2 separate regions of the Homo sapiens genome follow, and region 2 is linked to region 1. The links are chromatin loops, found by intact Hi-C in ENCODE. Cell type or tissue: breast epithelium. All regions are shown on one strand. Links, peaks and the distances in the headings refer to the core of each region. The heading gives the core; the rest is flanking DNA. Region 1 holds the start of SRPX (sushi repeat containing protein X-linked). Region 2 has its middle 81 kb from the start of SRPX.

Region 1 (16,821 bases), core at 5,296-13,295:
TTTCATTAAACAAAATATGTGAGACTACCTTTCCTACTGATGCATATGCATCTTGTTCATTCTTTTTAATGGCCACATAGTATTTCGTTACATAGGTATGCATAATTAATAAAATAATTCCCCATTAATGGATATTTACATTTACAAAAATGTCACCAACCTTTTGTTACTATGAGCAATGCTGAATAAAACCTTATAAACACTTCTTTGCACAGATGAGCCTGATGCAGTGGGGAGACTACTTGGCTTTCTAGTGATTCTTAGATTCTTCATGTGTGATTGGTTTTTGAGATCTAACATAGGACATCATATTTATCCTTGCTGTCTTTTAATGTTTCAATACAGCATGCCTGCCTAGAGAGATGTTTGGAATCTGTTTCTTGCCCTCCTATCTTCATGTCCTTTGCCAAAAATATCTTTTTCTAGTTCATAAATAGTAACATCAAGCAGGATAGGAATGGTGTCATAGCTCTGTGGCACTCCCTGAGTGACTTCTCTTTGTTTTCATCAACTCATTAACCCTTAAGTTATTTGACAGATTATGAATCTATTTAACTATCTGATTGTCTTCCAAGATATTGTGGGATTGGGATGAATTGACAACCTCTTCCTCTACCTTACCTCTACCCTCATCTCTTCTATCAGAGAGAAAACTGGAATAAAAATAATAAGAAAAATAAAAGTCCCATTGGAATTTTCTCTATAGGGTAGAAAAGAGAGCAAGAGACTTTTTTTCCTCATTCCAGGCTCTTATTTTATTTTTTCATGTTCATATTAGTTCTTCCAAGGGTTTATATCGAATACTTCAAGCTTGTCAAGGAAAAATAATGGTTTCCCAATATTATATCTAATTGTGTTCCCTATTACTCTAACCCACGTGATTTATATACCTTATACATTTTGACAACAATGGCATTCCTTTTAGTATTCCCACTAGGTAAGAATACCACCTTGTTCTCTCCCCTTTATCTTTGTTAGGTAAAAATGAAAGGGTTATTTCGATTTATTGATACAAGAGGCAACTGAACTTGGATCTGTCCTTCAAGATATCCTTGCACAATGAAAACAACAAATGTTATTTTTCTCTGTAAACATTATATAGAGATGTTTCTTCAAGTCTTTTATTTTTGTTTATTTTTTTAATGGACACATTGTAAATGTACATATTTATGGGACCCCCATATCTACAAAAAACACTTAGCTGGCCATGGTGGCACATGCTTGTAGTCCTAGCTACTCAGGAAGCTGAGGCAGGAGAATTGCTTGAGCACAGGTGTTTGAGGCTGCAATGAGCTATGATCATGCCACTGCACTCCAGCCAGGAAACAGCACTCCTTCTGGATAAACAAATTCAAATTCAGAATAAGACCCTGTCAAAGAAAAAAAAAAAAAAGAAAGAAAGAAAAGAAAAAGAAAAAGAAAAAATCAAGTCAGTATTTTTTTTTTTGAGATGGAGTCTAGCTCTGTTGCCCAGTCTGGAGTGCAGTGGCACAACCTCTGCCTCCCAGGTTCAAGTGATTCTCCTGCCTTGGCCTCCCGAGTAGCTGGGACTACAGGTGTGTGCCACCACTCCCGGCTAATTTTTGTATTTTTAGTAGAGATGGGGTTTCACTATATTGGCCAGGCTGGTCTCAAACTCTTGACCTCAAGTGATCCGCCTACCTTGGCCTCCCAAAGTGCTGGGATTACAATCATGAGCCACTGCACCAAGCGTCAAGTCAGTATTTTGCGTGACCATCACCTCATCCATTTCTGATTTCTTTCTTTGTGGTGAGGACATTCAAAGGCCAGAGAGCAAGTCAACAGTAAGTGTGGTGTTTCTTGTAATCCAGCCAGAATCAGTGGATAGAAGTGAGCTAGAAGTTCCTTCTCAGCCCAGTAATAGAATGTATACTGGTTGTGGTGAAGACACATTGCTTCAGAGGTGACATAGGAAAGGAAGGCTGCTGGCCAGGCTATCCTGGACCTGGAATTTGGGGTGCACATTAACCCTTGTTTACAGACCTAAAGAAGTAGTTCTCTATTGGGGGCATTTTTCCCCTGGGGGACATTTGGCAATGTCTGGAGACATTTTTTTGGCTGCCATAACTGGGGAAAGGGGGATTGCTAGTGGTATCTGTTGCATAGAGGCCATCGATGCATCTCTCAACGTGCAAGGCAGTCCCCCTCCCCAAGAAAGAATCATCTAGCCCCAAATATCAATAGTGCCCAAGTTGAGAAACTCCTGGTCTAGAATTTTTATCCTATACTAAAACTTATACCGTGGAGCTTAGCGGATTGGGGAGAGACAAAAATATGCATCTGGTCAAACTCCAGGTCACATTCCTAAAGATTCTGATTTTATTAGTGTGAGGTAGAGCCTGGATATGGTATTTTCATGAAGCTCCCCAGGTGACCCACATAAACAAGGTTGAGAATGACTCCCTGGAAAGTCTGGTCTGATGGAGGCCACAGAATAGACTGACCTCCCCCATTTCCTTGCGACTAGGGGGTTATTTAAGGGTTGTTGGTTCCCTGAAGAGGTAGCAGCAGTGGAGAAACCCACAGGAGATGGAGCGAAGTCCCCCCAAGTGCTAGAGAGGGTAAGATGGACGTTCAAGTCTGGGGCTTTTGTGAGAATTGGGAAATGGCACTCCTTCTGGATAAACAAATTCAGAACTTCTAGGTGAGTGCCCCCAGGGCTCTTAGCCTAGCTATCAGACCAGACTACTGTGGCAGAGAGAAAGATGCCCTTCTAGTGGATGTGGCCCCTGCCAAGACGCAAAGCTCCCTGAACCCAAAGGCATTTGGATTTTGGCTCCCACTTGCCCCTTCCTCTGGATGCCTTTGTACAGTGCCCAAACTGCACAACCTAATGCAGCAACTCCAACTAAAATTTGCCTTAGCTAAGATCTTTCTGAGACAGCAAAGGGGCAACGTATTGCCTTACTGATTTAACAAGAACTAAACAACCAAAACAACAAACAAACAAACAAAACTATGAGAGGCTTACTCAAATGCCTCAAAGAAACCAGATCCGTCCTGCGGGCAGCCTAGAAACCCTGTCCTGATGCCAGGATCCAGCGATGCCAAGCCACAGGGAAGAGGCTCCAGTCTGGTCGTGGTATCTTTGGGGTGGTTGAGAACAACCCAGGAAATGAGGAAATCTGGCTGCAGGAACCTACAGCTGGATCCCCATGGCTGTGGGTGAGACAGAGAACTTTCTGTGCCTTGTGCTCTCCCATCAGCTGATCCTGGAAGGAGAACCTCAAGCCCCATCCTAAACCGCAGCAGAGCAGGCACGCACCCGGTCCAGTCCTTGATTTATTCCTTTGCAAAAGAGAAACAAACTAACAAAAAATCTGTAGTATGGACTTTGACGTCGGCAGAACTACACACCTAAGTTCCAGTCCCTGCTCTGCCAGTAACGGGGGTGAATCTGGGCAAGTTTCTAAGCGTCGGTGTCTTATTGGAGAAAGTGGACATGGTAATAGCGAACTTGGGGCATGGTCGTGAGGATCAAAACAGAGAACATGGCCATAGTATCCGGCCGCAGTGGGCCACTCTGAATCCCCTCGGTTGCCCCTTCTGTTTCCGTGTGACTCACGCAGCTTTCTGCACAGATGGTATCCTTCTAGACGTCTGGGATGTTCGAGGCGGTTGTATTGAATACCGTGTGTGTATTCCGGGTGAGGGGGCGCGCAAATTGGGGCAAAGAAAGCTACTTCAGGATATTTCGCTCTGCTGGGGCTTGTCTCCAGCGCTCTCTGGCCAGAAAAAGCGCTGGCACAAAAGGAGGAGGTGGGTGGGTCAGAGCCCCGAACCGCGCAGTGTTCCAGGGGGGGCGGAGAAAGGAGGGCAGGCCCCAGGCAGGAAGGAGGGAGGGAAAGAGGCGAGAGGAGGAGTTTTCCAGCCCGGCCTTCGCCCGCCCGCTAGCACGCAGTCCCTTGGTCTCTTCGGTCTCCTGCCGCCCCCGGGAAGCGCGCTGCGCTGCCGAGGCGAGCTAAGCGCCCGCTCGCCATGGGGAGCCCCGCACATCGGCCCGCGCTGCTGCTGCTGCTGCCGCCTCTGCTGCTGCTGCTGCTGCTGCGCGTCCCGCCCAGCCGCAGCTTCCCAGGTAGGATCGGAGGCGTGGCTGCCTCCTCAGCTGGGCACCAAAGACCCCCGGAGTCGCCGTTGGGACCCTTCGCTCGGGATAGAGGGAGGTGCCGGGGGCGCCCTTTGTTTGCGCAGAACTCCTCTTTCGCAGCCCGAGGGTGGGGATGATGCGGATCGGGGCTGGTGTCTGGGCACGCGCCGGGAAGAACTGACCATCCCATCTCCAGGCGCGGGGCGCCCTCGCGGCGACGGGAGCCCTAGCACCTTCTGCGTCCGGGCTTCCAGAGTTCCAATCAAACCCTTTTCGGTGTAGGAGGCTCCACAGAGAAAGTTTGGCCGCAGACTAGTTTGCTACTTTCTCACCCCCAGAATTTTGCCTCTCACATGGTTGCCCACTGGAGGCTGGCAGCTTGTCCTGGAAGGAGCCTCTATGCCCTCCCACTACACGTCCCAGGCTACCCCCTTGGGGCCGCAGGACACGAGCCACGGTAAAGCGACTTTTGTGGAAGGCACGGGCGGGGCCTCCCCTGAATCTCTTAACCCCCCCTGCTGGGGATTCCGAGAAAGTCTGCGCCTCTGAGGAAGAATTGCCAGCTGAGAGTGGTGACATGTGGCATGCACTTGATTAGCCCCAGGGAAAGAGGGCTACTCGCGCAAGGATCTGCTGGGCAGAGGGTGCGGCTTATTCCTGGAGGGCGTGGTCTCCGGCATCTAAGGGGGCCCTGGTGTTTCTTGGGGGCTCTCATGGTGTGAGCAAAATTCTCTTTGGAGATGCACTTTAAAAAGCTCCAGCTAACTTCCTCACCCTGGAGTCTTAGGTTAGCGAAGAGCTTCAGGGGAGTAGGGCAATGTGCCATGCACTCCTGTTGCCTCGGAATGGAGAGGAAATCCATGGATGCGTTTTAATTTAGTGTTAATGGGAAAGTGGGTGACGTCGGCTATAGGGCGTGCAAATATTTGGCTCTGCGTTCAACACCGTGGGCAGCTTAAATCTAGGGTATGAGAAATGAACCTACTGAGTTCTGGTAGAAGGATAGAGGATGCCCATCTTTCTAGCAGTGTGCTTGGGAGATGTAGGGATGGCTGCGGGAAATTCTCTGCACGCACCTAAATAAATGAATGAATAGAACAAATTTGTAAATTAATAAACAGGAACATTTGTGTTTTGAGCTGACTCTTAAGTTTTAAGCTGCTTTGTAGGAACTGATTCAGGGTAAAGTGGAAAGGAAATTTTATCCTTACTGCCAGGCAACTGTTATTCCCATGGTGTGTTAATACCTCCTCTCCCACCCCCTTTAGCAGGAATCAGGTTAAAATGAACCTGTAGGGGAAGAGGAAGTCATTAAGCGTCCCAGAAGCAGCTTTCTGGGAGCGGGCAAATAAGGTGAGAAGCTAGAGGTAGCTTTTCCGCACTGAGTTGGGAGGTGCCTGTGAGCTGCCTGGGAACCTCAACTTTTAGTTGAGCCTTTCTCAAGCTGGGGACCCCTTCTCCTTTTCCATCCGACCTCCCTCCGTTCTCCTCCCCTGCCCTCCCCTCTCCTTTCTCTCATCTTCCACCTTTATATAGTACAGCTTGCTACCAGGGCCCAGCCACAGAATCATGAGTTCGCCAGTTTGGGCATTCACTACCACCTGTCTTTTGGGACCTATCCCTGGCTTTCCTGGCTCCCTCTGCCAGCCTGCAAGCTGCTCCCAACTTTTAGCCACCATGTTCCTGCTTGCCACCACCTCCACTGACTCCTAACCTGCCCTCCGGCTCTGCTCAGACCACAAATGAGCTGAAGCTGATTGGAGCTGCTTGATAAACACTCCTCTTGAGCCTCCTTTTGGCATGGCTCAATGGGGTCTCTTGGGAAGTGTGCTCCGCTGAGGTTGTGAGATCCAGAGGAGGGGATTTCAGTCCAAGCCAGAGGCTTTGGAAGGCTGGGGAGGGGAAAATCTCTAGGCCCTTGGGTCTGAAAGCAAATCACATAGGCTGAGTTCACTCTAAGTGCTGGGTGACAAATTTTAAAGATCATTTCAGAGACACTCTCTTAGCAAGTGGACATCATATCTTCAGTAAGAGAGAAAGTGAAGGACTTGAATCTGGAACTTCTGAAAGAAGATGGAGATCTAGGGCTCCATCAGCAAGTCGATTATGTAACTATCTGCACGTGAATAGCACATCTGTCAGAGTGAGAGTAAATCATTCTCATTCCCACTCCTAGAAGGTCTCTGGAGTTCTTCCATCTTAGAATTTAATGCAGCTTTTCTGGCTCTCTGATCTATTTTTTGCAGCCTAGCAAAGATGCAGTGTCTATAAAAACCTACATGAAGTGTATGGAAAATTTGTAGAAAAGTTGTTTGTGTTTGACTGTGTTTGTATGCTTATAACAGATGAGAATTTAGATTCTGTTCTTAAAATAATTCTTAGAGCTGTATTTGCATGTGAGATAGTGGTGGTTCACTCTGCCTCCTTCTGCAAACAAGGCTGAAGATGGAGAATGAGTACCATGGCCTCTAAGAAAGGCTTCGTGAATCTTACATCTGGAGAAAACTGGTAAAGTAGCGTGGTTTTACTAGTCAGGAAAACCAAGTGAGGTTTGCTAAAAGCCAAACCAGACTACATCAGCTGAAGCAGTCTTTTGAAATACCACATTTGGAGATAAGTACTAGGAATGGAGCACCTAGCTCAGGTTATATAATTAAGGTGTCACCGGGAACAGGCTAGGAATTCCTATTTAGATTTAAAACATGTAATCAGCTGACAAAAGTACTCTGCAATGAAAAGGAAATATGCTGGGGAGAGCAGGTCATTTTCCTCTGGCATTTTCTTCATTGATAACACTTTCAGTACAGTACAATGTTGTTTGTTAGTTACTACTCATTTCGCAGATTTGGGAGCTGAATGAGACACCAGAAACCATTGTTAAAGCAGCGTCTTCACATCTTCCCACCTCATCAGTCCTCGTACCATAACCAAAGTGCTGCTTTTCTCTTTTAGATTATTGCTATAACATTCTCACTTTTGGTCTCTCTAATTCTAGCTCATTTTACTTTCTCACTTTAGATAATGGTCTTTTAAGTCCATTGACTTTAGTACTGTTTTTTATCACATCACTCCCTTACTCAAAAACTTAGGGCAGCAGGTCCCTGTTCTCACTCAAGTAAAAAGTTCTCAGTTGTTTTTAGGGGGCTACACAGTTTGCTTCTAGCCTAATTTTCCAGTCTTTTCCCCCTGGTTTCCTAAAATCCTATCCTTATAGAACCTGAGTCACATTTTCCTTCTTGGCAGATGCTGCTTTCTGTACCTGGAATCCTTCCCCCTTGCCATTTGTCCAAATTCTGCCCATCATCCAGCAACACCCCCACTTTGATGAGACCTTTTCTTGATCGCTCCAATGGGAAGCAACGTGCCTTCCTTTTAACACCCATGGTCTCACTCATGTCTCTTATATTTATCACATATATCACATATTTGATAATGCTGTATATTATCATAATTTATGCACTCTTCTTCTTGTAGATTTTAAGACCTTGGAGGCAGGGGCCGTGCTATGTCTTACCCTTATTTGTATTTCCCACGGTGCCTAGCAGAGCACTTTGTGCCACATGGATATTTGTGCGTAATGGATTAACAGTGCCTGTAACTCCAGTGATGGGCCATTGGACAGGAAAGGAGCTGAGGGAAACATGTGCACAGGTACACAGGGCTTTGTGCCACCATGAATCTACATACATAGAAACGATGGCTTACTGGATACAGAGGTTCCTTTTAAATATACGAACACTCTCTGTTTAAGCAATAACCTTCTCTGTTGGGGGCTGTAAGATGAGAGACTGACTGCAACCGCAAGCTGGAGTTTGCATTTATTATTTTTGTTGGCCACCTTGATCTGTGCCTTTCCCAAGTGGTTGAATGGTTTCCTTAGTAAACGCAAATATGTGTGCTACGTCAATTCCCCTTTCAGAGAACACAACTGAAATTAGTAATTGAAAGTGAAGAGAGAATTTGAACAGAAGAAGGTTTAGTTTTGCCAGGCTATAACATAGTATGAAATTTGTAGCAGGCAAGTTATGATTAATGCCCAGGTTAGAGATTCGCTTCCAAAATAGCAGCGTGAATAATAACCTCTCCCAACTTCCAATTCATAGGGAGTTTCTCAAACCAGCCCCTCAGTTCTTGACTGTGTGATGTCTTAACTGCTAACTTTTATGGGCCATTTGTTTTAGGAGGGTGGTCTTTTAAGCCTGAATCTCTGGGAAATTTGGGTTTAGTTCTGAAATAGAATCAGTTTCTACCTTTTCTAATAAATCCTGGGCTCTGCCCAGAGACTTATTTTTAAAGTGAACACTGAATGATGAAGCATTTATGTGCTTGGGAGACCACGATGAAGAAGGTATGCAATTTCTTCTCTCTCGTAGCTTTCTGTCTTGTGGGGAAATAGAGACATAGTTATTTCAGGTGGTCAATGTTATAATACAATTGGATTGACAGGCCCGGGGAGCACAGAGAGGAGCTATGTGGGAACACTGGAATTGGTTATTGAAGAATGATGCTGAGACTTGCTGGTGCGGAGATGGTGGCACTAAAGGCCCAAGAAAAGTGAAAGTAGAGGATGTGTGGGCTTCTCTAAGAATGTTTTGAAATTGGAGACAAAAATCTGTGTGAGTGTCCTTTTTCTGGGGAGACGGCTCTATCCCGATTCAAAACCACTAGTTACTAGAGCACCTTCATGAATTCTATGAGAAAATATGCACTTAATGGGCAGAAAAATCAACATACAGAGTAAGATGAAATTACCACAGTAGGTAAACTTTGATTGAACCAGTGAGCAGGTGGCCTTTCCAGTTACAGCCAGCTGTATAGTTTCCAGTTATTTTCATTTAAAAAGCAGTACCAAGCAAAACAGATGTAATCGTAAATTGTAATTGCCTTCAGGCCTGGGCTGGTAACTTGCTGTACCCCCCTGCCCCACTTAGTACACAGTGTGACTTGGGGGAGGATCTTTAGTCAGTATTTGTGGATTAATTGATTGAAGTAATTGTGAATCAAAGTATTCCATTTCAAATCTCCCCTGTAGGATTTAACCAGAATTTCCAAGATGACACTTTCCTGAGAAAACGGATTGCAAGATAGCTAAATGTCAAAGGAAATTTGTCCATTTGGACAGGCAACGAATCAGGGCATAGTTAATTGCGAAGGCTCTTGGATGTCAAATCACCGTAAGACATTCTAAGAGACTTAGAAACTCAAGGGAGTTCTGGGGGCAGGATGTGCAGATAAAGATTTAGAGGAAAAGCTTGTGCAAGAGAAAAGTCCTTGGTAGCACTGCTAAGCTCCCAAGTTTTCCAGATGATAATTGGTAGCACCTGGATCTTACGGGTGTCTGGCACATTCTGACCTCAGAAACCTCTGGAGTACTCATTCCCGAGCTGAATGATTCACTCACCCGTAATCCTTAGCTCACAATGGATGCTTCTTTATGCATTGTTCTCCAGGGAGAAGATAAATGGGTTTGGACATAATGGCTTGGATTATCCCAGAGGTTTGGGGTTGTAAATTGAGCATAATGATTTTCAAACTTTCTTCTGAGTAATAGATCCAAACATAGAATCTGGGGACAGACTTTCTGCCTTGGCCTTGAAATATCATTGCAATATTTCTTCTGTCCCACTCTTACAGTGACCTGTAGTGTAGTCACATGTACTAGCAGCTCATTTCCCCTGCTATCACTAGCTGTTTGCAATGTACATCCAGTAGTACTTAATGAGAATCTCCTCAATGCTGATTACACCCCATGATCTGCTAATGGATGACGCTCGCCTGCCGCTTATTGTGTGGGTGGCTGAGCTGAATGACCCTGCCAATCCCAGTGATCCAAGATTGTTCGCAAACACGGTTAAATTAGGGCCACAGGGTGAGAATTAAGCCAAGGTTTGGCAGGCCCATTGTGGAGTGGTGAGGAAGCGGTGGAGCGGCTACATCCTCCACCTCCTGAGATTCTGCCCACAAAGTGGCAATTCCTTATAGGAACTCTGACAGACATGTTGGTACTGACTCAGTGTTAGTCAGATCAAGGCTCCAATTCCTTTCAATCCCCAACACTGAAATTTTGTTTCCACTTAGATTTTAATTCAGCTTTCCAAGGAGTAGGGTCATTGTGTTGCACCATTACCTATTCACGGAGCTGATGCCCCCAGCCACGTGAGTAGGTTGTGGGATCTTGTTCATTTTTGTATTCTCATGGTCTAGCAGGGAGCCTGACTTCTGGGAGGCTCTCAGTGGATCTGTGGAGTGACATGTGCTGGGGGGCATGCCTCTGGCCAGTTCTGAGCCTCTGGGTGGGTGTCTTGGTCTTTATCTAGATTTCTGCAGGAGTTTCTCTGTTCCACACCCAGGCTCCCTTGCATGGGTTGCCTAATTCATGGAACCACGGAACCTCAGACTGGGAGGATGCCTGAGATGGTAACTTGCCCTGCATTTTAGGGAGGAGCCTCTGAGGCTTAGCAAGTTGAAGGGATTTGTCTGGGGTCACACAGAGAGTTAAATGCAGAGTTGGGAGTAGACCTCAGTCTAGTGGCTATAGAATTCCTTTCACTTCATAGGCATGCATTGAATTCAATTTTTGAGTGATCCCTACATGTCAGGCATCCTGTGGGGAACCAGAGATAGGCAGGCAAGAATGAATGGCACTGAGCATTTGATATGGTTTGGATCTGTGTCCCCACCCAAATCTCATGTTGAAATGTAATCTTCAGTGCTGGAGGTGGGCCTGGCTGGAGGTGATTGGATCATGGGGGGCGGATTTCTCATGAATGGTTTAGCACCATCCCCTTTGGTGTTATTTTTGCAATAGTAAGTTACCATAATACCTGGTTGTTTTCAAAGTGTGTAGCACCTCCTTCCTCTCTCTCGCTCCTGCTCTGGCCATGTAAGACATGCCTGCTTCTCCTTCGCCTTCTGCCTTGATTGCAAGTTTCCTGAGGCCTCCTCAGAGGTAGAAGCTACTATACTTCCTGTACAACCTGCAGAACCGTGATCCAGTTAAACCTCTTTTCTTTATAAATTACCCAGTCTCAAGTATTTCTTCATAGCAGTGCAAAAATGGACGAATACAGCATTGTTCACTGAGCCCCTGTCCAGGGTGTATCTCAGGGCTATTCTTTATATTGACACTTGGCTGTACTCTCAGCATCTCATATCTAGAGCTGTTTGGATGTTTTTCAAGAGTTCTGAGAAGTTGCTGCCTCAGTGTCAGTCCTTGCCCTCTTTTGAGGTTGTCAGAGTCCCAAATGCTTCCTCTCTATACCATTTGCTTTGAGCTCCCCAACTGATTTGTGATTAAATTCATAACAGTTTTATTGAGATACAATTCATGTACCATACCTCATTCATTTAAACTGTACAATTCAATGGTCTTAGAATATTCACAGAGTTGTGCATTCATCACCACAACCAATTTTAGAATGTTTTCATTGCCCCCCAAATAAACTCCAAACCTTAGCCATCATTTCTTAATCCCCCATCCCTAGGCAACCACTAATCTATTTTCTGCCTCTATAGATTTGCCTACAATTGACCTTCCATAAAAATGGAATTACACAGTATTTATCATTTTGTGTTTGGCTTCTTTCACTTAGTATAGTGCTTTCAAGGTTCAACTGTGGCAGGATACTAGCCAGAGTCAGCCAATGGTGCCTGGCCACCTCTCAATGCTGGCTGCAGGGCCACCACTGGTGCATAAAGCACCTTTGGGTGAATTAGAAAAAGAGGCCCCCATCTGGCCACATGTAGATCTGTGGACACAGGGCTTGGTCAGGAGACAGACTTTGGGCAAGAAAAGGATAGAGGCAGGCCCAAGACTCAAGGACTTGAGGCCTTGAGTCCAAGGATTCAAGACTTGGAGAGTGGAGGACAGGCTTGATTTGAGACCCCACTTGCTCTTTTTGAGGGTGTGACGGTGGGTGCTGTAGTGCAGGGAACTCCCTGAACTATATCTATGTAGTCCTGGATGTCAGTAGCTTAACTCCAAGTGGACAAGCTATGGACCCCATATTCTTTTAGAGCTTGTGACTCTGTAAAATAACAAAACAGAAAGCTGTGCTTGCATGCCAGCAGCATCTGTGGTGAACTCTTGGGTCACCTGGGAGCACGTTAAAATTGCAGAAGCTCAGGCCCAAACCCAAGACCTACTGAATCAGCATCTTCATTTTAACAAGATCCTTCCAATGATTCTTCTACATGATGAAATTTAGGAAGTACTGGTCTGATGAATGAGTTCAGCCCTTGGCCAAGACAGAGTGGCTTGCCTGTTTATAACTGACACACAATGGTTCACTTCCCCTCCTCTCCCTTTTCCTGTTGGCTTTGCCTTCATCACTGAATCCTCTGACCTTCCTTTCCTAAGTCCCCAGCATTCCTGAGATAAGCATGTACAGCCTGTAGGTTAGGTTTTTCCTCCCTTCTCTAACTCAAAAACAAATGCAACCTCCCTTGGCTTCATCTCCTTTTAAGCCTTTCTGCCAGGAATACAGCCCCTGCCTGGCTTAGCCTTGAGCAGCAGCAAAGCACATCTTCAGGCTGATTGGTAACAGGGGCCTTGCATGGCTTTTTCCTGCAGCTAAGATGTATTAATACCTGATGAATAACTTTAGCTGTCAAGAAAACCAGGCTAGTGTGATCAGGGCCGCTCCTGCCACTCCGGCAAGACTCCTGGGGCTGAGAATTCCTGGAACTGATCAGCTCTTAAAGACACAGGGACTTCTTATCTTCATACCAGAAATCAATGACACTGGGGTTAGCGGGGAGGCAGCACCTTGGGAGATGAGTGAGAGTGAGACCAGTGGGTTAGTCAGGAAAACACACAGCCCCTCACATTAAGCCCCTCAAGCTCCATGAATTGGGGATGTCAGGAAGACTGAACTGTTAACAGCACTTAAAGAGGGTCTCTCACCTTTTCAGGGAGTTGGGTAAGTAGTAGTTTCCAACCCAGCAATGGTATTTTTTTTCTCTGTTCTTTTCCTCTTTTTTTTTTGACCGAGTCTTGCTCTGTCACCCAGGCTGGAATGCAGTGACATGATCTCGGCTCACTGCAACCTCCACCTCCAAGGTTCAAGAGATTCTCCTGCCTCAGCCTCCCGAGTAGCTGGGATTACAGGCGCGTACCACCACACCTATCTAATTTTTGTGTTTTTAGTATAGATGGGGTTTCACCATGTTGGCCAGGCTGGTCTCAAACTCCTGACCTCATGATCTGCCCTCCTCGGCCTCCCAAAGTGTTGGGATTACAGGCGTGAGCCACCGTGTCTGGCCAGCAATGGTATTTGTACAGGCTGAGTAAGGATCACCTGGGGAGTCTGATGAAATATGGTTTCCCTGGCTCCGCCTCTGTGTATTTTGATTTGGTAGATCTAGGTTAGGGACCAGTAATCTAGGGTGAAGGTCTGCAAACAAAGTCCAGGCAGGCCAAAGATGGCTCACTGCCAGTTTTTATATGATTAGTTGAGCTAAGAATGGTTTTAACATTTTAAACTGATTGAAAAAAAATCAAAAGAATAATAATGTTTTGTGACAAATGAAAATGATATAAAATTCAAATTTTGATGTTATTGGAACACAGCCATGTTCATTCCTTTGGGTATTTGTCTATGGCTACTTGGTGATACGATGGCAGTTGAATAGTTGTGACAGAGTCCATATGGCCTGCAAAGCTGAAATATTTTCCTTTACAGAAAATGTTTGCCGAACCCCTAATCCAAGGCCTTACTCAAAGTGTGGTTTGATAACCAGCCTCACCTGGGAGCTTTATAGAAATGTAGAATCTTGAACACCATCACAGATATGAAATAAGCACCTACCTTTTAACAAGATTCCTGGGTGTTTGGGGCTACTTCTTCCCCACCACGAGGCTCAGCTCAGGACTCATCTTGGAGGTCCAGGCCAGCATGCTATAACTAGCCTTGTATACGGTTAATTTATCTGACACATAACTGGGTGTCTCATTCTCAAGGTTTGAGGCTTGGTAGCCTCCTGATATCTTAGATGCTCTAAAAACTAGGTTGCTGTTTTATTCTTGCCAATTCTTGGCTAGGATCCAGTGTCCTAATCTGAGGCTGGAGGTGGACTGGCTTTTGCTACCTGCTGACATATTTCTTAATGCTTCCTGGATTTCTAGACAGCAGTCTCCAGATGTGCTGCCCTGCCAGGATCTTGGTATGTAGTATGGCCCATAGCTCTCCACCGTCTCCTACTTCCTTCCATGAAGCACTGCTTCCCAGAGACATTCAGAAATGGTATATGGGAAGCAGGATGCACTGTAATTTAGTTGCAAAAGGCTGGGTTAAATAGGTTTCTTTATTGCAGGACTGCTCAGGGTCATTGATATGCCAGTATACCTTGTTACTCTCTGAGAGAGGACAAGGAGGAATAGTGAGGACCACAGAATCTCAAAGTGGGGTCTGTAGACCAGCAGCAACAGCAGCAGCATCTCCTGGGAACCTAGTAGATATATACATTCTCAGACCACACCCCAGAGCTACTGAATCACAAGCTGGGTATGTGGGAAGTGGGCCTAGCCATCTGTATTTTAGCAGATCCTCCAAATGATTCTTATGTACACTCAAGTGTGAGAACCACTGGTGTGGACGTTTCCAAATGGTTTTCTCCGAACATCTCACTAGCCTAGTGTTTCACATTTGTTGATTTCAGTGAACACTGTGTTTTTGGTTTCAGGACAGGACATTTGGGAACATGACATTGAATTTTTCCTGAAGCATTTACTGGTGGCAGTGACCACTGCAGGCTTGGGGAGGTGGAAGTGGGGAAGAAAAAAAACCCCAACCTTTGGGTAGCATCATCTGTCCCACATCTGTCTCTCTAGCAATTGTGTCTTGGTTAAAGGAAGTTTTTTTGAGACGAAAGCCACCAACTTTTGGGTGTTGCCAACATGTGTTCTTTAAAATGTGTTTTTGTGTATTCAAATGTAAAGAAAGCTGGGGAACAGCCCTTGGGGTGTTTCTCTCTCCTCTTCACGTTACTTCCTTTCAGAATACTTTCTTCTGTAAAATTTCCTCATCCAAATTCCAAACTCATCTTTTCAGGCCAGCCAAGTCCAAATGGCTTTCATTTGAGTGAGTGACCCTTTTCTCCATGGGAAGCCTCAGGACACATTCAGATAGGAGGGAAGCTATGGCTCTCAGCATGAGGAGGCTGTGTCTTCCTTCTCAAAGCTCAGCTCACTCCCTCCCATTCCAGACCTTCTTCCTTTGCCTTCCATGGCTAGTGGTGTCACAGCCATGGGTCTGTGTGTGAACACTTTTTAGTGTTTACTCTGTGAGGATATGTAACTGCTGTGTTGTCACTTAGTTTGAAATTCTCAGTGATAGTGAGGCTTGAGGGTGAGTTGGGAGGAAGCACTAAGTTATTCTACTTCCTCCATGGGCTGGCCGCTGAGGAGAGGAATGAGGGTTGAGAAAGCCATGCAGACCTTGATTTTCAGTGAAAATAGATGAGACAACTGACAACTTCCATTTCTATGTTTTTGGTGGGCAGAAAATAGATATTATCGTTTACTTTTCTTGGCTTGGTGGTCTGAATGCTACACATATCTATAAAATGGCCCATCTGATATTGCAGATGAGCTGAAAGTATCCTCTGATGAATGTACTTTAACAAGGCTTTCAAAAATTGTAGGCTGACCACTTTTTTTCCAAAATTTTTTGCAAAAAAAAAATATATATATATATAGGCTGAGCACAGTGGCTCACACCTGTAATCCCAGCACTTTGAGAGGCCTAGGCGAGAGAATCTCTTGAGCCCAGGAGTTTGAGACCAGCCTGGGCAACATCTTGGGACCCTATCTCTAAAAAAAAAAAAAAAAAAAAAGAAATTAGTCAGGTGTGCTGGCACTCACCTGTAGTCCCGGCTACTCAGGGGCTGAGGTGGGAGGATCGCTTGAACCCAGGTGGTCAAGGCTGCAGTGAGCCATGATCATGCACTGCACTGCAGACTGGGTGATAGAGTGAGTCCCTTTCTTTAAAATAAAATTATAAAAGTAAAACATGCTCATTATGAAAATATTCAAATAGAGGCATAAAAAGTTGAAAGCAGGCCCACCCTTCATTTTCCTCTTGATTCCATTCTCTTTTTCTGAAATTGCCACTCAGTAGTTTGATATAAACTTCTGGACACTTTTCTGTGCTTACGATTCTTAAACAAAAAAGGTAAAAAAGGAATGTATTGCTACATGTAACAACAGGGATGAATCTCATACATAATGTTCAGTGAAATAAACCAGACACAAAAGAGTACATATGGCAATTCCATTTCTACAAAGTTCAACAACAATGTGCAAAACTAGTCCATGGTGTTACAAGTCAGAATAGCAGTTGTCTTTATGGGGTAGCCACTGGGAGGGGCCACAAGGGGGTCTTCAAGGGTGCCAGCAGTATTCTGTATCTTGATCTGGGTTGGGAGGTCTCATGGGTATGCACATACATAGAATGTATTGAGCTGTATACACTTAAGATTTGTGCACTTTACTATATATGTTTACCTCAATTATAAAGAAAAAAATACCCACAAATGTATGTGTGGGCGGGGCATAAATGGATTTAAGATGTCTTTGTTAAATTTCCATGCCATTGCCTATGGGAACTTTGGAAATATATGGTAGTGATTTGGGTTGTCATAATGATAGAGAAGGCCAGGCCTACACAATAAAGAATTGGCTCCCTTAGAATGCCCATAGCGCCCACATTGAA
Region 2 (16,821 bases), core at 454-8,453, 72 kb after region 1:
AGGTTTACACTCTATTTACAAACATGATTTTGTTCACAGAGCATACTAGAAGCCAGTTTTTGACTTCTGTCTTCTTCAGATGTATCAGAAAGGTCAATGGCATGGCTCATAGAGGAATGTCAAATAGTGACCAACTGGAAACCATGAAAAGTTCAATAGGGGTGGGAAGAGGGTGAAGGATAAAAGACTACAAATTGGGTTCAGTGTACACTGCTCAGGTGATGGGTGCACCAAAATCTCACAAATCACCACCAAAGAACTTACTCATGTAACCAAATAGCCACCTGTTCTCCAAAAACTTATGGAAATAAAAGAAAAAAGGAAAAGTTCAGGAGATCATTTGTTACAATTAAGCAAGCATATATCTGCCTCTACCTTTGTTAAAGCTCTCTTGCTTTGACAAGTCAGCCTGTGCCCTTTGCCCCATACCCTGAAAGGTTCAAACCTTGAAGATGAGCTGACATTTAAGGAACTACTTGGATTCCTTCAAACCAATTTACCTGATGACTTGGAATATTGCAAGCACTTTTCCCAACAAGATCAACAGACTATTTGAAGATCAATGAATCCACTATGGTATTTTAAAAGTAAATACCCTGCATCAAAATTTGGGGACATTTCTAAAGATTAATTAATAGCCTCTCTCTAGAGAACCGGTTTCCCACTGGAAATCTTGCAGAACTTTTCTATGTACCTTTTGGACCTAATAAAAACAAACAAACAAAAAAAAAAAAACAGTTCCTAATTCTGCTTGCTTACAATTTGGTACTGCAGAACTTCTACACATGTATGCAGGTTGTAGTATACACACACACACACACACACACACACATATATATACATATATATGTGTATATATATGTGTGTGTGTATATATATATATGTATATATATATGTGTGTATGTATATATATATATGTATATATATCCAGATATAGTTGTTGTCTGTGGGAGGTTAGTCCAATAGAAACCATTATTAGAAATCTAGTAGTGAAGGATGAACTAGAAGGTGGAAGAGTCCAGTCCATTCACAGAGAACTGCAGATTTACCTCTACAAACTCTCAACTCTTGAGCTTAGATCATTGGAGTGAGCAGTGAAGGAGAGGAAAGGCAGTGCACATTGAAGCAAGGATTAATGCTCAGGATGTTGATACCTATACTATTCCTGCAGTAAAAATTACCCCAAAAATCAGTGTCTTAAAACAACAAACATATTATCTCTCACAATTTCTGTGGGTCAGGGATTTGGGAGCAACTTAGCTGGCCAATTCTGGCTTGGAGTCTCTCTTGAGATTGCTGTCATATCTTGGCTGGGACTGCAGTCAAAGGATTGACTGGGGCTGGAGAATCCGCTTCCACAGTGGCTCACTCACATGACTGGCAAGTTGGTGCTGATGGTTGGAAGAGATCTCTATTTGTCTCCACATGGATTTCTCCACAGAGTGTTGCATGAATGTTCTCATAACATGGTAGTTGGCTTCCTCTGGTAGAAGTGATCCAAGAAAGGGCAAAGTGGAAGAGGCAATATCTTTTATGACATAGTCTCAAAAGGCACACACTGTTACTTCCACAGTATCCTGTTGGTCCAACAGATCAGCCCTATTCAATGGGGAAGAGGACAACACAATAGGATGGATACTAAGAGGTAAAGATCACTGGGGCCTATTTTGAAGGCTAGCTTCTGCCAGTTCCCATAGCTGCTGACAACTTCTTAACTGGGGACATGGCAATTTATTTATTTATTGGCATAAATTTAGAGGGTACAAGTGCAATTTTGTGACATGGATATGTTGCATAGTGGTGAAGTCTAGGCTTTTGGTATCATTATCACCCAAATAGTGTACACATTATACCCATTAAGTAATTTCTCATTTCTCATCCCCACCCACCCTTACCCTTCTGAAACTCTATTATTACTCCACACTCTATGTCCATGTGTACACATTATTTAGCTTCCACTTATAAGTGAGAACATATAGTATTTGACTTTCAGTTTCTGAGTTAGTTTACTTAATGGCCTCCAGTTCCATCCATGTTGTTGCAAAGGACATGATTTCATTCTTTTTGTTATGGCTGAGTAGTATTCCATTGTGTGTGTGTGTGTGTGTGTGTGTGTATCACATTTTCTCTATCCAATCATCTCTTGATGCACACTTAGATTGATTCCATAGCTTTGCTCTTGTGAATAGTGCAGCTGTAAACATACAAGTGCAAGTGTCTTTTTGTATAATGATTTCTTTTCCTTTGGGTATATACACAGGGGTGGGATTGCTGGATCAAATGGTAGTTCTATTTTTAGTTCTTTGAGAAATCTCTATATTGTTTTCCATACAGGTTGGATTAATTTACAATTCCACCAACAATGTATAAGGATTCCCTTCTCTCCACATCCTCGCCAACATCTTTTATTTTTTTGACGTTTTAATAATGAGGGACATGGCTTCTTTATGGTAGAAAACATGGAGTAGTTCTAGAATAAACAAATATAATTGTGGCTTCCCAAATTGGTAGGAAAATTCCCAATTTTACAACTTCTTAGCAGTTCCCTTGGCAGTCCCAGGTGGTTTAGGGACTTTTTTATGGAAGGTCAGCATAAAGTCTATTTTTTTAACCTTCCACTCTAGATAAGAACAATATCCTTTCTCTTTGAACTAGCTTGCGTTGACTCTATTCTCTGTAATTAAGTCCTTAATGATACAGACAGTAAAATTAAAAGCGTAGTCTTGAAACACTGGATTTCTTGGACTTCTCTTCCTTGCAATTCCACAGTTAACAGTGATATCAAGCATCTCTTGAAGACATATCTTATAAGCCATGATAAAATCATTCAGTACAATTGACCATTTTTCTTCAGCAATGCTTAGTCACACAGGTTGAGGAAGAGAGAAGGCATACTGAAAGACTAATCTGGGGGTAGATGGTTGTGACAAAGGTATGGTGGCAGGACAAGGGGAGGGAGTTGGTTGTAGTATTGAGAAAATGGATTGTGTGATTACACACAAGGACAAGAGTTAGTCCAAAAAGAAACTCGGGAGGCTGAGGCAGGAGAATGGCGTGAACCCGGGAGGTGGAGCTTGCAGTGAGCCAAGATCGCGGCACTGCACTCCAGCCTGGGCGACAGAGCGAGACTCCATCTCAAAAACAAAAACAAAAAACAGTAGTGGCACTGACCTATTCAAAGAATATAGGGAAAGGCTAATGATCCTAATGTGGTTTAAGAGTGAATATAATCAGTATAAAGATATGAGAGATTTGGAAGAGATGAAGAAAATATCATTGAAATTGTGATGTTAGGAAGTTGAATAAATTATCCAAATGGGTGATGTGGATACTGGCAGGAGTTAAGGCAAAGGAGATGAGTGAGAGTCAAATTCCAAGGATATATAGAGTGGAGGAGATAACTGTGTATAGATAGGTGACTGTAAGGAGAGCATGATGGAAAGTGATATGGTAGATGGCAGGATTCTCAGAGAAGGTCTTTTGCTCAGATTAGGAAAGAATGATCAATTAAGAAGGAGCTGTGGGGAATTGAGCAGATGTTGACATTACCTCTCAACCAAGTGATATTAAAGTATGAAAGAGCAACCTGCTGTAAGAAAAGCGACAAAGAGGAAAACAAGAATTTACTCAAGAATATTTTGAAAAGATACTAAAGCTATAGGAAGGTGCTATGGTTTGGATATATGACTCCTCTAAGTCTCATGTTGAAATTTGATTCCCAGTGTTGAAAGTGGGGTCTAATGCGAGATGTTTGGGTCATAGGGACACATCCCTCCTGAATGGCTTGGTGCCATCCTGGCAGTAAGGAGTGAGTTGTTCCTCTGTTAGTTCCTGTGAGAATTCTCCTGAGAACTGGTCATCAAAAAGAGCCTCCAACTGCACTCCCCTCTCCCTTGTTTCCTGTCTTGCCATGTGTTCTCTGTACATACCAGGTCCCCTTCACCTTCCTCCACAAGTGGAAGCAGTATGAGGCCCTCATCAGAAGCAGATGCTGGCTCTATGCTTCTTGTACAGCCTGCAGAACCATGAACCAAGTAAACGTAAACCTCTTTTCTTTATAAATTACCCAGCCTCAGCTATTCCTTTATAGCAACACAAGTGGACTAAGGCAAAAGGTCACTTTACTATGAAATGTGTGTGTGTGTGTGTGTGTGTGTGTGTGTGTGTGTGTGTGTGTACGGCAATAGTCCAGAGGCATCAAAGTCTGGAAGAGAGTTGGGCAAGGGGACACTCAGAGCAGTATGAGAATGAGACAACAACAAGACCAGTGAGGGAGACAGCTCATGCCTGTAACTGGAGGATTATAGACATCAGAGACATGGATGAACTTGATAGGCTTTGAGGTTTCCATTTTCAGAGGACAATGTTTTAGTGCCAGAACTGACATTCCTTGTGATTCCTGTGTAACCTATCTTAGACAACCGAGACAGGAAGAGTCAGGTCCAGCCCCCTACCATGACCAGAACTGACCTTATGGTGGAGGCTGGGCCTGGTTCTTCCTGCCTTGAGGTATCTAGCACAGGTTACACAGGAATCATCATCAACTCCACAAGGAGACAGGACTTCCTAGAGAGTATTTGGCTCTACGTGTGGGCAGGGAAATTCAAAAAGAGCCTGCTGCTGTTGTCAAAAGGCAAGAATATTTTCAGAGGTAACCGAGGTAATATTTTTAAAAATATTCTTTCATCTTTTGATGGACTCTTAGTTTGATTCCTTATCTTGGCTATTGTGAATAATGCCACAATAAACATGGGAGTGCAGATATGTCTTCAACACACTGATTTTATTAGATTGTAAGACAATTGGCCAGGTGTGGTGGCTCACACCTGTAATCACAGCACTTTCGGAGGTCAAGGTGAGAGGATTGCTTGAGCCCAGGAAATCAAGACCAGCCTGGGCCAACATAGCAGGACTCTGTCTCTATAAAAAATGTTTACAAATTATCTGGGTGTGGAGGCATACACCTGTGGTCCCAGATACTTGGAAGGCTGAGGTGAGAGGATCACTCGAGCCTGGGAGGCTGAGGCTGCAATGAGCTGTGACCACGACACTGCATTCCAGCTTGGGTGACAGAATGAGACCCTGTCTAAAAAAAAAAAAAAAAAGATTGTGAGACAATTGGATATGTTATGATGGCCTTTGGCCCAACATCAGAACCACCCCGGCAAGAGGATATTAAACCAGACTTGCTGAGTGGATTGTGGGGAAATAGATTTTATAGAACACTGCACAGATGAAGGAGGATATATTGTTCAAGGGTCTGGTATGGCTCTGCTGTCACCCCACAGATGAGAACTTGGCCTTGCTAATCTTAGTTCAAAATGGGAAGACACAGGAATTAAATTTCATTTAATGGCAGACTACCCCATATCATACTAACCTCCCTGCTGATAACAATTATAACTTTGGACAAAATAAAGAAAGAGAAGTTACTGGAACTCATTGGCACTCAACCAAAAGCAGGCAGAGTCTGAAATAACTATGACCTTGAAAGAATGTAAGCACATTGGGTAACATGCACATTTGGTTGGCTTTTCCCTTGAGGACTTTTCCATTTGCTAGTGTACTGGATGTGGAACTCAAGCAGAAGGCTGTACTCTTACTGGGCTGAGGATTCAGAGGATGACGGCAGGATGACCAGAGAGTGTGGAAATGGAGGAGATATGTGAAAGGAGAAAGCCAGTGGGTGGGATTTGGGAGGGGGAACCCAAATGTGCATATAAATTGCCCTTAAATCTTTAACTGACCCCTGAGCTGTGCATGCACAGAGTGAGGCTACGAGAAGTCCAGGAGGAAAACAAAATAGCTGAAGGGAAAGACCTGAGCTGAGCAGTGATCTCAGCAGCTGATCTGTGCTGGAGAGATAGTTTGGAGGTCAAATCCTTTCAAGTTAAAGGAGCTCAGTGAACAGGTTGAGCTTCCACTGAAAATTCAGGACTACTCTTCAAAAGTAAAGAACAAGATTCAGGATTCAGTTAAATCAAAGTAGACCTCCTTAACAAAGCCTAAAATCAAGCTTCCACAACACCAAGCTGGGTGAATTAGTAATTTAACTGTCTGCAAAAACAAAAATGTGAACAGCCTAGGTCTATAAAAATTTCCTTAAACCAGCAGTTCTCAAACCTTTGAAGGATTCCAAAGTACTTTTCTTTGTGTGAGTTACATCTCTCAATATTTACCAGGTTAGAAATCAAAACAGAGAAATTTTAAAAATTATATTTCGATGCATTTCAAAAAATAAATTTATTGCATGATGATGTAGATAACATATTTTTGAGAAAATCTAAGTATGTTTTGCAAAACCAAAAAGTAAGATGAGCAGCATTATTTTACATTTTTGCAAGTCTCTTCAAGTCTGGCATAATAGAAGATAGCTAGTTTCTCATATATGCTTTCCTATTCAGTCTCTTGCAATATGTTATTTTGATTGAAATATAAGAAGAAAATCTGGCTTCACAGATACACACACACACACACACACACACACATATATACACACACGCACATATATGTATTTGGAAAAGGGAGGAGTATTTTAATAGCCTATTTAGATAACTGTGAATATTTTTTTGACACTTCACCAAAAGTCAACAAGTGGTAGTTCCTTAAAGATTAATGGTGATATGAAAACTCTTTGTACTCTGTTGCATTAAAATCCACTGGTCTATCTTGTGCTTTGAATGTATCTTTTATCTATGCACAATTTTGTAACTCATGCATCCATCATTTAGAAAACACTGGTTCACTGAATCAAGTAGCTCTTCCAAAGATTGATAAATTTTGTTACACAATATTAGAATATCACATTAGTTAATGTCATCACCAATCTTATCAGAAAAGTGTATAAGTATTAGGAAGCTGTCACAGTCACAATGGTAGATACAAGTTTTCAAAAATTCTAATTTTTGCTTCAAAGCTTTAATGTTATCATTGGCAACAAGTACTGCCAATTGTTTTCCCTGAAGTGACAGGCTCACTTTGTTCGTTTTTGAAAAAATGTCTGCCAAATTCTCAAGCTTGAATAACCCGTTATTTGTTCTTTAAAATAAAAAGAATGCTGAAAATGCATCATACTTTGGTATGCACAGAAAATATTTAAAACATATGTATTTAGGGTCAAGATTTAATAAGACTATTTTTTACTGCTTCATCAGGGATATTCTTAAATAAAACTGGTATTTTACTTTTCTTACTATGAAAGCATGAAGATAAAAATATGCACTGCCTTGATTCCTGCCATAGTGCTACAGTTTTGCACAGTGAAAAGAGCAAGTAAGGAAGATAGTTTTGTCCTTGCTAACCCCTTGAAGAAGTTTTAGGACACCCAGGAGTCCAAAGACCAAACATTGTACTGCCTTAAACTGAAAAGCCCCGTTTGTTAATATAATTCTGGAATTGTGATGGAATCTGGAATAGAAAGGAGTGGAAAAAACCCAAAATTTGGCATCTTTCTTAACTCTGGTAGGTCTTGTGGGGACTGTTCCTAATAGCTGTGTGCCTTGTAGAGACCCCACACTTAAGGGAACATTTCTCCACATGTGCTGCATCTGCTCCTGTTCTTTGCAGCTATCTTTCTTTTGGTAGGTTCTGTATCCTTAGCTAAATTAATCAGAAATGAAGAGCAGGGATGAGCAGACCCTTTTGGTTCATCAAGACTCTAAACTGTGAGGGAGGGAGAGCATCAGGATAATAGCTAATGCATGCGGGGCTTAATACCTAGGTGACGGGTTGATAGGTGCAGCAAACCATCATGGCACACGTTTACCTATGTAACAAACCTGCACATGCTGCACATGTATCCAAGAGCTTAAAATTAAATTTAAAAAAATCTAAACTGTAACACTGCGTTCAAATGATCTCATTTAATCTTCACAAGAAGTCACAAATATTTCATCTCCTCTCAGCTTTACTTGCTTGTTAACAGCTTTAAAGCTGGGACTTACAGTAACTGAAGAAGGGACACTGAGGGCTTCTTGTATAGCTGTGTCCTAAGGGTTGCTGCAGTAAGGGGGATGTCTTTGTCAGCAAGACTGCAAGCACGACAACCTTGGCCTACCAGCCCTCTCAATACACTTTATGCCTTAACCTTGGATATGCATTCAAATTACTCGGGGAGCTTTAAAAAATACTGATGATTTGGTGCCACACCCAGAGATTACGATATAACTGGTCTAGGTGCAGACAGGACTTGAGGGATTTTAAAAGCTTCCAAGGGGATTCTCATGTGAAGCCAAGGGTGAGAACCACCGTTTTGGTCGAGGTGAGAAAGATGGCAGTTATAACCAATGATGGGAATACACCTCCCCCTTTGGAGAAACACTTGTTATTGCTTCTCTGCCTTTGGCCAAGGTTTTTAGTGTTTGCATTACAAAGTTAAACTTATGTTTAACTCATTTAAAATATGGCACTTGTTTCTCCTTAGGACAAAGCCACAGGAATGTTGCAAAGCACCTAGCTTTGTTCATCAGAATCAATTTTACTAATGAATGTGCAGGGTACAGATGCATTTCTGTTACTATGGTGTCATTTCTGAAGATGCTCAACAGCTTAAGGATTTGTTTTTCTGTTTGCTCTATGGCTGCATTGGAGCTTGAAGAAAATTTAATTTCTCTGCATCGTGTTTGAAATGTTGTATTGTCTCTCTCTACATCAGAACAAGTTTCTGTGAAGGATGGTGCTGTGCTTAGGCAGCAGTGCTGTGAGACTAACAAATTGACTTCAAATGGAACTGAAATGCCATTGTTTGGTCACAGATCAAATCTGAATCTTTCTCTCTTGAGTACCTTCCAATGTGTCGCTTAGTTTCATGAAATTACGTTTGACTCTTGGGCAGGATAAGTGGATTTCTGATGCCTTCTGAGACTAAGCATGAACTTCCAGGCTTCAAAAGAGGAGTTACTTCTCTCTCTCTTGAAAAACCAGAAAGAGAAGAAATACTTTTATTTCTCAACAAGTGGCAGCAATATAGCACAAATATATGAACTTTGTGAAGGGACTGAGTTCCAAGACCCTCTAGAGCAATGCTCCTCAGAATGTGGTCCTTGTACTAGTTGCTGGTCCCTGCACCATTTATTACTGGTTTACAAGGAGATAAGGAGTTTGCCCAAGACTGGAAATCAACAGTGTCAATAAATTTGTTATTTAGTTCAGCTGATGTTTTTGATTGCAAAACTTTCCATGAAGGAAGCCACACACTGATTTACATTCTGATGCAAGCTCCCTATCTTATCATGGGCCAGCACCTTGAGTAGCATTTCCCTAGAGGAGGGCCAGAGGTGAGACACTTGTTCCTTTGTCTCTATAGAGACCAATTAGTAAATTAGAAATTAGGAAAGAAAATGCAATGGAGTTTTTCAAAGGCACAGTAGCTTTTATTCCAGACTGAGTAGTCTCAGTCATTACTAGTCGAGAGCCCACGCAATTCTGATTAGCAGTTTTGCTAAAGGATTGGTGAGTTATAGACTCTGAGCCTAGACTAAATAATATCTTAGAAATAAAAGTGATAAGAAAAACTGTCTTGATTTTTGGCTACCTTATATTTCTTCCAGTGAACAGAGGCACTACGATTGGAAGACATTTTTTTGGTTTGTTTTTTATTCAAAGACGTTAACATGTACTATGCACATATTAATGTGCCAAGTGCTGGGAATGCTTCTCAAATATGTGAGCAATACAATCTTGGAATTCTATTTTGAGAGGCTGCTTCCTAAAGAACAAGCCTAATATCAATTACTGTATCAATTAGGGTCTCAGCAGGAAACAGATGGAACACTGAAACTGTGGCTGCAACACTGAGGAAAGATTAGTAGAGGGATTATTTATAAAGGTGCAGTCAGGGTCAAGGGAAAACAACAAGGGATGGTGATACTAGCAACAGCTAGGAGCCTTTACCACTAGTAGGCCTGAAAGATTGGAGGGCAGGAGTGGCTCTGTGGCTCTAGCTGCAGGAGAAGGTAACCTAAAAAGAACTATAGCCCTGAATAGAGGTAGCCACTATCACTTGGTGACCCAGCAGGAGGGAGCCAGGCTTGTAACTATACCAGTCTCACTTTCCTCACACCATTCAATCTCCTACTGCTGGCTTTCTTTGTCCAAACCCAACCAAAATCCAGAAGGTAAGAGAGTCACATTGAAGCAAATCATTAAGGTTCACCTCTTAGGGCATAAAACAGTGTGAAAAGAGCAAAGAGAAAATATGCAGGAACAGATGTAGAATATCCAGAGCAACATCTTAAAAAATTATAATTGACAACATTTGTTTCTTCCTTTGTGGTATGTAAAGTAAGGCTGCCTCTTACAATCAATGGTGTCAAAGAGTAAATTAATTCTAGCACATGTAAGTTGTCATAGGACTTTAGAGCTTGAGCAGACTTTGAATATCACTTAGTTCAAGTCTCCCATTTTATAGATGAGAAAACTGAGGTTCAGTGAGAGAACTTGTCTTGCTCAAAAGCCACAGCAAGTAGCACAGCTTGGAGAAGGAGCTAGGTTTCTTAACTATCAACTCAGTGTTCTTTATAATACATCATCCTCTTTCAAGTTTGGGTTAACCAAAATGTACTTTTGGGTTAAGCCTCACATTTATCACTGACTTAAGCCAACTTGGTATCCAAATGCTTTTCTCTACAGTTCGTCATCAGCAGCAACACAAATATTGAGTCTTGATTGAAAATAGAAGATACCAGCTAGAAGATGTTTGATTAGTACTATGGAATAAAGCTTTCAGGGACTATTTCCTCAAGTTTAGGGGAGACTGTGTCCAAAGTCAGTTGGTCCTCATTCTATTTAGCAGGTTATCAGAATCATCTAGAATAAAAAATATTTAGGTCTTTCATTTCAAGGACTCTGAAATAAAGTCAAATTACCTGGCTGAGGGATGTCATCAGGATAACCACAGGAGAAAACACACACACACACACACACACACACACACACACACACACACACACACACAAAGATGTTAGTAATCAAGCATGTGTGTATGCCGAGAAAAAAAAATCAAGGAATAAAAAGGACTCAAAGAAAAGACTGGCAAATGGAAGGATCTTAGGACAATGTTGGCATCAACTACAACTGACAGGCGATAGTCTTAAGTGTCAATATCAATTCTGCCATTTTCTGTACACCAATGCATTCCACAGTTCATTATTCTTGCAAATCAACTAAGGATCTTATTATAATGAGCATTGTGATTCGGTGGGTGTGGGCTGGGGCCCCACATTGTGCATTTCCAACAAGCTCCCAGATTTTGGTAATGCTGTTGGTTCATGAATCCCACTGTAAGAGGCAAGTCTCCAGCTCATGACAAACACAAGGTTTCTAGTTGGGTTGCAGTTTAGTGTAGTGCAAAGAAATTGGGCTTTGGGATCTGAACTGGGAAGCTCCATGTTGGGTGAGGCTGTATTACATACTATCTTTGAACTTGGGCAAGTTACTTAACCTCTATGAGCCTCTTAGGTCTTTTTAAAAAACAGCCTTAAATTACGTAACAATTCATAAAGTACTTGACACATAGTAGATGCTCAATAAATGTCATTTCTGATCCCTTCCCTTGATTTATTGAGGGGAGGGCAAAGGGAGTAATTGTTTCAGAGTTTAGACTTACAGGAAGATAAGTGAGCAAAAACCGAAATGGGAAGGCAGATTCAATAGCTGAGCACCAAGAAGAGTTGTTCAACATCATTCTATTTTTAAAAACAGCAACCAGACACCCATCCAATCTGTGTGTCAATTCAGCAAATGTGCTTTCCTCCAAAGACAAATAAATATAAAGACACGAGGGATAGGTGACATATAATCCATCTTCAAGAACCCAGGAATAAGAAAACCAAATACCATATGTTCTCACTTATAAATGAGAGCTAAACATTGAGTGCACATGGACACAAAGAAAGGAACAACAGACACCAGGGCCTACTTGAGGGTGGAGGGTGGGAGAAGAGAGAGGATCGAAAACCACGTGTCAAATACTATGCTTATTACTGGGATGACAAAATAATCTGTACACCAACCCTGTGGCATGCAATTTACCTATATAACAAACCTTCACGTGTACCCCTGAATGTAAAATAAAAGTTAAAAAAGAACTCAGGAATAACTCAGAACATGTTAGAGATATTAGGAAAGTAAATTTAATGAAAAAATCCCAATTTGCAGCAAGTTCAGGGTGGCACAAAGCTTTTGTCTGGGATGCATGTTACATACAGAAGCTTAGAAGTAGGCATGTTAAGTATTTAAGTGTTACTACTAATTTTGCAATTAGTAGCATGGTAAGACAAGCAGTTAGTAAATATGGCAAGGCAAGCACACAGGAACAGTTATTTGTGGCCAATAATAACAAAAAAATCTAGCAGGATAAATAAATAAATAAATAAATAAAAGAAAAATAAACAATTAAAAAAATTGTTACTGTTTCCTCAGAGTTCTTCTGTCTTTTTCTCTATTTAAAAACAAATAAAAATACTATATTTTACACTTAAAATTTAAGAGAGTAGATTTCACATTAAGTCTTCTTACCACAATAAAAAAGAAATGAACTATCAAGCCACAACAAGAGATGGAGGAAACTTAAATGCCATATTGAAAAGTAAAAGAAGCAAATCCAAAAAGGTTACACATTGCATAATTCTAACTATATGATATTCTGAAAAAAGGCAAAACTATGGAGACAGTAAAAAGATTAGTGTTTGCCATGGTTTAAATCACAGGAGATGTTTTGGGCAGTGAAACTACTCTGTGTTACAATGTAATTGTGCATATATGATATTATAAATTTGTCAAAACAAATAGAACTAAAATACAAAGAATGAATCCTAATGTAAAGTATGGTATTTAGTTAATAATAATGTATCAATATGGCTCATCAATTGTAACAAATGTACCACATCAATGCAATATGTTACTAATAGGAGAAACTCAGAGGGAAGGTAGTATGTGGGAACTCTTATACTTTCTGCTCAACTTTTCTGTAAACCTAAACTGCTCTGAGAAATAAACTCTATTAACTAAAAACAAACAAAGAAAAGAGACCAACGTCCTATCAGAACAAGAGTGTAGGAGAGTAAATTGGCAGCTGAAGCAGGTGAATGCCATGACAAAGCAGAAATGAACATACTCACATGTAGGTGACCCACCCTATGGCACAGTTTGGAAAATTATCCCTTATTCCTTTTAAAGAAGAGCCCCCATTCCAATGTTTCAGCGACCCAGTGATTTTAGATGTTCTTAGATATTGAAAATGTGTCTTCCTTCTCCAGCCCACTAAACCTCTGAACTTATCTTCAGGTCCCAGAGAAAAAGTCTCCTCATGACTATTATGTTCAATCCAGGAATGGAGACCTGGTGCATTCAAAGAGCTGGGCCAATACTTGGGCTGATTATGTCGTGCAATTCTCAGATGCTCTGTAAGAATTTGTACAACATATATTTTTAGGTGGGCCTGCCTGGTGGAAGAGATTTGAAAGAAGTCCCCAGTGAAGGCAAATGTCCCTTTTCCCTATGTCCTTCCCAATTCCTGTGTTGTCCAAGGTTGCATGCCCCATTCAGCAAAACAAAGGCCCCACACCTAAACAGATCTGTCTTAGGAGGCAATTTATCAGCCATAAATTGCTCTTCATGCATGAGCTCCTCACCCCATCTATCTATTCAAGCAGACATTATTTCTTCCTGCTAATACCATATTCTTCCTGAGAGGAGCTCTCCACCTCATTACATTTTCAGGGATGTTTAGCACCCTTTATAATTTGGCACCCTGGGAAGCTCCCCAGCAGCCCACTCCTCAGCCTGGCTCTGTGCATTCAGATGCCTTGCAAGCAAGTGACTCTAACAGAACTGGGCTCTGAGGTGACAGGAAAGAGCTAAAAATGAAGAATAATATTTCCATAAGCCCATGTGGAAAAAAGCATGAAGGACATCTCTTAAGATTCTGGTGTGCATGCCATCAGCCAGAGGGACAATGTAAGAAGATATTTAGGTATTATGGAAGACAAATTAATGGAGGTGGCGGGGAAGCTCAAAAATCAAGGCTAAGGAAAAGTCCAGATATCTCTTTCTTCAAATCAACTGAAAGCCAATGATCTCTCTTTTAAAATGTCCATTTATGAATAATAAATACTAAGAAAGGATGGAAACAAATATACATACCCAATCCCCAATCATTTCAACTACGGGTTCAACCTTGAATTGATTGCCATGACTGCTTTGTGATGGAATGGCTTCCTTCCTTGTTTCCAAAGGAGAAAGGTTTAAAAATAAGTCTACTTATTGGGACTTATGGATTCCTGTGGATTTGCACAAACGAGCTTCAAGTTTGTAAAGACAAAATGAACTATTGACTAAGTAGAAAAAATGTTTGGAAAGAGAAATCAGAATCCTTCCCCAAAGTAAATGTATCTCACAATAAAGTATAATAATAATAATAATAAAAAGAAAGAAAAAAAGAGGTAAAAATAAAATATTTAGATTTAAATATCTATCTAGTTCTTTGCCCTCCTATAAGAAGACATCTTTTAGAAAATTCCAATTATTTAAACTTTTGCTTCAATTACTGTAATAAAATATCTGATTTATGTGCTGTATTAATTTCTGTCTCCTTCAGAGAAAAAGGAAATCAGAGACAAATCTTTATTTGTGTCAAAATACTTGAGAGAAAAGTATGATCTACTACCCCATATGAGTGTTTTGGCATTTATAGGCAATACTAACCATATATTCTACTTTAGTTTTCCAAGTATAAAAGAAACCCTCCCCCAGAAAATTTGGATAAATTCTAGTGAGGTAAATGAGGTACAATTGATTACTCATAGCGACAACAGCAGTTTGCATTTCTATGGAAATTGTTTTGACAGCATGGTAAATTTCCTTCTGTACATAAAGAACATGACTCTACACAACATTATTGTGAGGCTAGCAGGTTTTATCTTCCTGACATAGGGTATAGGGAATGGGCCATAGAAAGCGATGGTCATTACACTGGAAGAGAGTGTTGAAGAAAGGGGAGGAAAGATGGTTTGCTTGCAGGTTCCATAATCTGTGGACCAAGAAACTGACCAATTTTTCTCCCCATGATATTAAACATTTTCTGTAATATTTATTATCTAATCCAATGAAGTGTGAAATTTCAGTCTAAAATAAATATATTACTATCACCCACAAGGGGTAACCTAGCATAAAATACAGGTTTTTTAATGTTTGCTACACCTAAACACTGGAGATCACTTAATTGTACATAGAATGCTTAAGACCTAACCCAGCATGTAGGAAAAGAGGGGCATAAGAAATTATGAACCACAGAGTAATAGAACTAGCTCACCAATAATGACCTTTTTAAAACAATGGATTAGAATTTGCAAAGCATATTTACATATATTACCTTATTTGATATCTTCAGTTACTCCAAAGTAGCCTATTTATTCCAATTTTACAGGCAAATAGACCATGGCCTATAAAGAGTAATTAACTTGACTGAAGTCTCATGGTTGGTAAGTACCCAATTCAAGACTTGAACTAGTATTCTCTGAGTTGAAGGTTAGACTCTTTCCACCCCTTCATGGTTGCCTTGCAATTAATGATCTCTGGGTATACAGAAGATCGACTATTTCAAGATCAAATTCAAGAAGCCATCATGATGTAGAGTTGGTTTGAAGAATAGAGTTGATATAATTTGTCCTCTAATGCAGTGTTTCTCAAACTCTGATCCATTTGTATTAGATTCACCCAAGAAGCTTGATTAAAATGATTGGGATTGCTGGAGATTTTGTTTAGTAGGCTTGGAGCAATGCTCTGGAATAAATGTATTCAATTCATTCTCCAGATGATTCAGATAGTCCTTTGGAATCCTTGATGCAGTGCAATTTTCCTGGCTATTGTTCAAACCTTTCCAAATCTAATTTTTGTTGTACTTTTGCCTGTATGAACATTCCCCTCCTATTTTTCCACAATTTCAGAGGTCATACATGACACTATCGTAGGAGTAAAACCCTTCTGGTAACTTCTAGAGACAATGTTCACTTTAATGTGAAATGTATACATGGGAGAAAAACAAACATTGATCACAGCCCAAAATGCCACTAGTTCTCACTTTCAGATGCTTCTAGGACTTGATATTTCATTACACTTTGCTTCTAAAGGTGGGGTTTACTCTAATTACTTCCATGGCTTTCTCCTCCCTCACCAAAGGTAAACCTTGGGCTGGGCGCGGTGGCTCATGCCTGTAATCCCAGCACTTTGGGAGGCCGAGACGGGCGAATCACGAGGTCAGGAGATCGAGATCATCCTGGCTAACACGGTGAAACCCCGTCTCTACTAAAAATACAAAAAAATTAATTAGCCGGTCGTGGTGGTGGGCGCCTGTAGTCCCAGCTACTCGGGAGGCTGAGGCAGGAGAATGGTGTGAACCCGGGAGGTGGAGCTTGCAGTGAGCCGAGATCATGCCACTGCACTCCAGCCTGGGCAACAGAGTGAGGCTCGGTCTCAAAAAAAAAAAGTTAAACCTTGGAGTAGTAGGTAGTGATGACACTAATATGACTGAATCAGGTGGGCTCAATTCATTCATTAATTACCTAAGTACTTAATGATTATTAGCTATACATTTGTGAACATTTCTTAAGGAAAAAGAGGCCGAGAGTATGAAGTTACTTCAAAATATCTTTTTTAATGGTGTTTTCGTGACCTGAAAAATCTACATCCTGATGAGTCCAGCGACAATAACAACATAAATGAAAGGAGAGCTGATTAACAGAATTAATCTACCACATCCTGTATGTGTTATTTATGTATGCATGGATAAAATCAGCCTTTTGGATTTGTCCATGTCCCTTTTCA

What was found. Hi-C counts contacts between places; a loop is a spot of excess contacts. Peaks named below come from ENCODE experiments on the same cell type or tissue, not always from the same donor. Only the 100,000 strongest peaks of a DNase experiment are listed, where the experiment ranks them.
Region 2: it touches region 1 in a loop (21-fold over the local background); 1 of 110 quality-filtered maps calls a loop at or near these places.

The regions. Positions count from the first base shown.
Region 1 is chrX:38,207,971-38,224,791 of GRCh38, reverse strand. SRPX (sushi repeat containing protein X-linked) reads left to right here and starts at 3,921. Exons shown (of 10, transcript NM_006307.5): 1 at 3,921-4,096. The coding sequence starts at 4,000. LOC124905176 (a long non-coding RNA gene) reads right to left here and starts at 3,884. Exons shown (of 2, transcript XR_007068212.1): 1 at 2,993-3,884; 2 at 1,100-1,370. In breast epithelium, for the core only: no CTCF peak of the experiment used is centred there; no DNase peak of the experiment used is centred there; H3K4me3 peaks cover 849 bases; H3K27ac peaks cover 847 bases; H3K27me3 peaks cover 6,195 bases.
Region 2 is chrX:38,131,504-38,148,324 of GRCh38, reverse strand. No RefSeq gene overlaps it. Among named protein-coding and RNA genes, the nearest start is that of SRPX, 81 kb to the left of the region's middle. In breast epithelium, for the core only: no CTCF peak of the experiment used is centred there; no DNase peak of the experiment used is centred there; H3K27ac peaks cover 316 bases; H3K27me3 peaks cover 3,113 bases.